Linked DNA regions of Homo sapiens: region 2 is linked to region 1. A link is a loop called in an ENCODE intact Hi-C map of the cell type or tissue named here. Cell type or tissue: psoas muscle. All regions are shown on one strand. Links, peaks and the distances in the headings refer to the core of each region. The heading gives the core; the rest is flanking DNA.

Region 1 (2,742 bases), core at 243-2,742:
AGTCTCGCTCTGTCGCCCAGGCTGGAGTGCAGTGGCGTGATCTCGGCTCACTGCAACCTCTGCCTCCTGGGTTCACGCCATTCTCCTGACTATAGGCGCCCGCAACCACACCCGGCTAATTTTTTGTATTTTTAGTAGAGACGGGGTTTCACTGTGTTAGCTAGGATGATCTCGATCTCCTGAACTTGTGATCCGCCCGCCTTGGCCTCCCAAAGTGTTGGGATTACAGGTGTGAGCCACCGTGCCCGGCCTACTTTTTGTATTTTTAGTAGAGACGGGTTTTGCCATGTTGGCCAGGCTGGTCTCGAACTCCTGACCTCAGGTGATCCACCCGCCTCAGCCTCCCAAAGTGCTGGGATTCAGGCGTGAGCCACCATTATTATGTTTTCATTTGAAGATATTTTATCCTATAAAGTTTTCATTCTCAGGGCACTCTTGTCCTCATTTACCTGATGCTAACATCAAGGCCTCAATCTTTTCCCCCTTTTCCTGTCACATCAGTTCTTCTTCCTAGTCTAGTGCAGATTCACTACTCGGGATGCTGAGTGAAAGTGGAGTCTGGGTAAACACAGTACCTTCTCTAATTTCACCCGAGACTCTCGTCCACATTCCAGGGGCGTGGTGAGGTTATTTATATCCTGACCCCAGAAGGCAAAAAACTTCTCAATTCGGAGACTGCGAAGAGCGTAATACCCAGCATTCCGGATTCCGTATTTCTGGCCAACACTCATCACTTCATTGTATACATGCAGGGCGTACTATAGGAAGAGACAGAAAGTTCATAAGCAGCAGACCTTCAGAATTAAGCATGGAGCATGTCTGGAAGCGCTGATGGCTCACACTATTAACATGGACAAGAGAGGAGGCGTATAAAACTCCCAGGATGTCTCATCCTTGACACGCTCAGGGCACAGCCCAGGAGTGATGAGCTGGGGTCACCCCAGCCTGGACTTAAGCTCCATGACAACAGGATCCATGTCTTTTCACCTCTCTAAAATGTCTTGTGTGGTGATTCTAGCTTACAGCAATTCTTAAATAATAATTTATAGAAGCTCTCTCACCATTTGGTAAATGGCCAATCTCATCATCATTTCTAAAACAGCCCACCAACCCTCCATGGTCTTCATCTGATTCTGGCTTTGTTCTTTTGCTCCAATTTCCCAACCACTGTTACTCCCTCACGTACTGGCCCAAGCTGTGAGGCCCAGCTCTCACACGTTACTCGAGACGTGTGCACACATCGGATGACGGCGGGGGAGCCAGGAAGGCAGGGCTCGCCTGCTCATGTCCCACAGCATTCAGGCTCTCAAGCTGCTCTTTTCTTGGTTTCAGAAACATGTACGTTATCAGATCAGTGAACAGAAGGTTTTCCAAACTGAAAGCAAATATTCAATCCCTGTCTGAACATACGCTGTTAAGTTTAAAGTCCAACAAAAATGAGACTACACTGTTTGCTTTTAAAACTGTAAAATGAAATCCAAAGCAAGACGTAGCAAAGAACCAGCTTCAGTGGTACTGCAGTTCTTTATCCTAGCACAGTATGTTTCTATGAACTGCACCACTGTAGCTGAACAGGCATCTACCAAACAGACCACTATGATCAAGACAACTTTATTTACTTATTTATTTTTGAGACAGAGTTTTGCTCTTTTGCCCAGGCTAGAGTGAAGTGGCGCGATCTCGGCTCACTGCCATCTCCACTCCCGGGTTCAAGTGAATCTCCTGCCTCAGCCTCCCGAGTAGCTGGTACTATAGGTGGCTGCCGCCACACCCAGCTAATTTTTGTATTTTTAGTAGAGACGAGGTTTCGCCATGTTGACCAGGCTGCTCTCGAACTCCTGACCTCAGATGATTCACTCACCTTGGCCTCCCAAATTGCTGGGATTACAGACATGAGCCACCGTGCCGGGAAGACAACTTTAAATGTGGAAAAAAGGAATCCAAGCTATTGCATGCAACACTCGCCTGTGGTATGTGTGTAAGGGAAACACCTGAATCAGCCAAGGTGGGTGCAGGAGACCCACAGAATGCGGCAGGACGAGGAGAATACACAGCTGGCATCTCCAGGGAATGTGGTACTCTCCCACCTCAAGCTCAATGCCCGGTCCTTTAGGTAAGAGGATGACCAAGGAAGAACGATGTAACCAGGTGACTAGTGTTGGGCCAGATCCAACTACGTGACTAATGCTGGGAAAATCAAAGAGAAGAGTGGGTCCCCACCATTTACTCAAAGAGTAGTTCCCCACCATTTACTCGTTTTTCTCACAAAATACCAGAGATTTAGTGTGAACAAAACGAGAATCTGCCATCTGCCCCCATGTTTTGGAAGACCTCTTCTCAGAGAGACAAACATAAGCTTCCTGGACAAAAGCCAGCTTATAAAGAACCCAAGCGTGGCACAAATAATCTCTTAGACTCTTGAAAAATCATAAGAATGGGAACAGCCCAGGGAAATCAGAAAGCTGAAACCAAGGCCTCCAAGCAAGGATGAAGCTGCTAGAGCCACAGAGCCTCCCCTTCCTGATGAGGTTTGACCACAAGCACCCAGGTGACAACACCTGAACCACTGGGTGGCACTTCAGAATCAACCTGCCTGCACAGGCCAACCATGGCAGCTGCATCTGTTTAAATTCTTCCCAAGTCTTGAACAATCTCTTCATCTTCATATTGTTGTAATACTTCTGAGTGTGGAAAAGCAGATGAAATTTCATGCGCTGATATTATCTGTGCTTTAATCATTTA
Region 2 (3,024 bases), core at 320-2,819, 120 kb before region 1:
TTTTTTTTTTTTTTTTTTTTCTGAGACAGAATTTTGCTTTTGTTGCCCGGGCTAGAGTGCAATGGCCCGATCTTGGCTCACCGCAACCTCCACCTCCTGAGTTCAAGCAATTCTTTTCCCTCAGCCTCCCGAATAGATGGGATTACAGGCATGAGCCACCATGCCTAGTTTTGTATTTTTAGTAAAGATGGGGTTCCTTCCATGTTGGTCAGGCTGGTCTCAAACTCCCAACCTCAGGTGATCCGCCCGCCTCGGCCTCCCACAGTGCTGGGATTACAGGCGTGAGCCACCGTGCCCGGCCAGAGGTGGGGTTTTGCCATGTTGGCCAGGCTGGTCTCGAACTCCTGACCTCAGATGATCCACCTGCTACGACCTCCCAAAGTGATGGGATTACAGGTGTGAGCCACCATGCCCGGCCTCTTTATGAAACTTAAAGCCATCTTTCGTTATTGTTTCCTTGTCTTGGGCAGGTGGAAGAATCCCCCACCCCTTTTTTAAGGGATGAAGGGAGTTTCAGCTAGTGTCACAGAGTTGCCACTATATTAAATCTCTGCTGCTGAGTACAGATGATAAGGATTGTATTCAAAGTTGCCTGATAGGAGATTGGCAGGGGCAGGGTGAGGGTAGGTATTGACCAGCCCTGGGAATCTCTCTTACTGACAGGCAGGACCTGGGATCACAGGCATCAAGTACACATCTGGTCTGTCCATCTTTCCTCCCTCTATGGGTAACTGAATGTGAAAGGAAAACAAACCAGCGTTTACCCTAGGGAAGCCTTGACGGGTATTTGTGGGTATGTTACTGAGTCTTGTGCTAAAATTAATGACCTTGGGGAATGCGAAAGAAGCAGGCTTAGGATAAAAGAAAGTTCCTGAAAGAGGTGTTGCTTTGGGTAGGATTCCAAGGGACTCAAGACAAAACCCTCAGCTGGGAACGTTGGGGACTAGTTTTTGCCTCTTACAGATATGTGTTGAGACGGATTCTCCGCCGAGCTGTCCGATACGCCCATGAAAAGCTCAATGCCAGCAGGGGCTTCTTTGCTACGTTAGTGGATGTTGTCGTCCAGTCCCTGGTAGGTTTATTTCTCTGCTTACCCTTCTGTGCTAAAGCAGTCCGTTAAGAGGGATGGAGTGGGAGAGGGCATACTGTTAAGCAGCTTTTTGTTGCTGTTTTTTGAGACGGAGTCTCACTCTGTCACCCACGCTGGAGTGCAATAGAGTGATCTTGGCTCACTGCAACCTCTGTCTCCTGGGTTCAAGCGATTCTCCTGTCTCAGCCTTCCGAATAGCTGGGATTACAGGTGCACACCGCCAAGCCTGGCTAATCTTTTCTGTTTTAGTAGAGACAGGGTTTCACCGTGTTGCCCAGGCTGGTCTTGAACTCCTGAGCTCAGGCAATCCACCTGCCTCGGCTTCCCAAAGTGGTAGGATTACAGGCGTGAGCCACTGCACCCAGCTAAGGAGCTTTTTTAAGACGGGGCAGGGAACAGTCTCTGGCTTCATCCAGCCCCTCATCTTGCTTCCCCTTTGTCAGGGAGATGCATTTCCTGAGCTGAAGAAGGACCCAGACATGGTGAAGGACATCATTAATGAAGAAGAGGTGCAGTTTCTCAAGACTCTCAGCAGAGGGCGTCGCATCCTGGACAGGAAAATTCAGAGCCTGGGAGACAGCAAGACCATTCCCGGTAGGTACCAGTTTTTGCCCTTCTCCATCCTGGCCGTTTGATCTTTCTGGGAAAGACAAGCCCTTTCTGACAGACTGACTGTGGGCTCTCATGTCTCTGAGGCTGAACATAGCTTGATTGAATTGCTTTTGGTGCAAACTGGAATTTATAGTAAAATGGTAAAAGTAATGCATCATTGTGGCCAAAGTATTCAAACAATACAGAATACAAAAGTGTTCAGAAAATGAAAATCCTCTTTTCCACACTCATTTCTCAGAGGGAACAACTCTTAATGGTTTGGTGTAGAACTCTTCAGGATTCTTCTCTGTTTGCATGCAAATACATGTAGATATTTGTGTGTGTGTATTTTTCAAGCAAAAGTGGGAATATTTGGTATGTACTGTTTTGCAATTTGGGGAAAATTAATTCCAAAGATTTTCTCCCCAGTTTCCAAAGATTCTTTATTGAAGTATAATGAACAAGGGAAAAGCTTGATGAATTTTCACAAATTGAACACACATTCAGATCAAGAAATAGATTTGTCAGCTGGGTGTGGTGGCTCACACCTGTAATCCTAGCACTTTGGGATGCCGAGGCGGGCGGATCACGAGGTCATGAGTTCAAGACCAGCCTGCCCAACATGGCAAAACCCCGTCTCTACTAAAAATACAAAAAATTAGCTGGGTGTGGTGGCATGCGCCTGTAATCCCAGCTACTTGGGAGGCTGAGACAGGAGAATTGCTTGAACCGGGGAGGCGGAGGTTGCATTGAGCCAAAATCATGCCACTGCACTCCAGCCTGGGCAACAAGAGCGAAACACCATCTCAAAAAGAAAAAGAAAAAGAAATAGATGTGTAAGGCTGGGCACAGTGGCTCACACCTTTAATCCCATCACTTTGGGAGGCTGAGGCAGGCAGATCACCTGAGGTCAGGAATTTGAGACCAGCCTGGCCAACATGGTAAAACCCCATCTCTACTAAAAATGCAAAAATTAGCCATGCATGATGGCGGGCACCCATAATCCCAGCTACTCGGGAGACTGAAGCAGGAGAATCGCTTGAATCCTGGAGCTGGAGAGTGCAATGAGCCGAGATCACACCAGTACACTCCAGCCTGGGCAACAGAGTGAGACTCTCAAAAAAAAAGAAATAGAAAATTGTCCAGGTGAGGTTGTTTTTGTTTTTGAGATGGAGTCTCACTCTGTTGCCCAGGCTGGAGTGCAGTGGTGTGATCTCAGCTCACTGCAAGCTCCGCCTCCCAGGGTCATGCCATTCTCCTGCCTCAGCCTCTCTAGTAGCTGGGACTACAGGTGTCCGCCACCGCGCCTGGCAATTTTTTTATTTATTTTTTTTTATTTTTTA

Evidence for each region. A loop is a pair of places that touch in the nucleus more often than their neighbours do. Peaks named below come from ENCODE experiments on the same cell type or tissue, not always from the same donor. Only the 100,000 strongest peaks of a DNase experiment are listed, where the experiment ranks them.
Region 2: it touches region 1 in a loop (2.7-fold over the local background); 28 of 110 quality-filtered maps call a loop at or near these places.

What each region holds. Positions count from the first base shown.
Region 1 is chr16:70,151,407-70,154,148 of GRCh38, reverse strand. It overlaps PDPR (pyruvate dehydrogenase phosphatase regulatory subunit), which reads right to left. Exons shown (of 19, transcript NM_017990.5): 18 at 576-758. Among named protein-coding and RNA genes, the nearest start is that of CLEC18C, 21 kb to the left of the region's middle. In psoas muscle, for the core only: no CTCF peak of the experiment used is centred there; a DNase peak (open chromatin) is centred at 1,230.
Region 2 is chr16:70,266,319-70,269,342 of GRCh38, reverse strand. It overlaps AARS1 (alanyl-tRNA synthetase 1), which reads left to right. Exons shown (of 21, transcript NM_001605.3): 8 at 964-1,072; 9 at 1,534-1,684. Among named protein-coding and RNA genes, the nearest start is that of EXOSC6, 16 kb to the right of the region's middle. In psoas muscle, for the core only: a CTCF peak has its summit at 1,628 (motif pointing right); no DNase peak of the experiment used is centred there.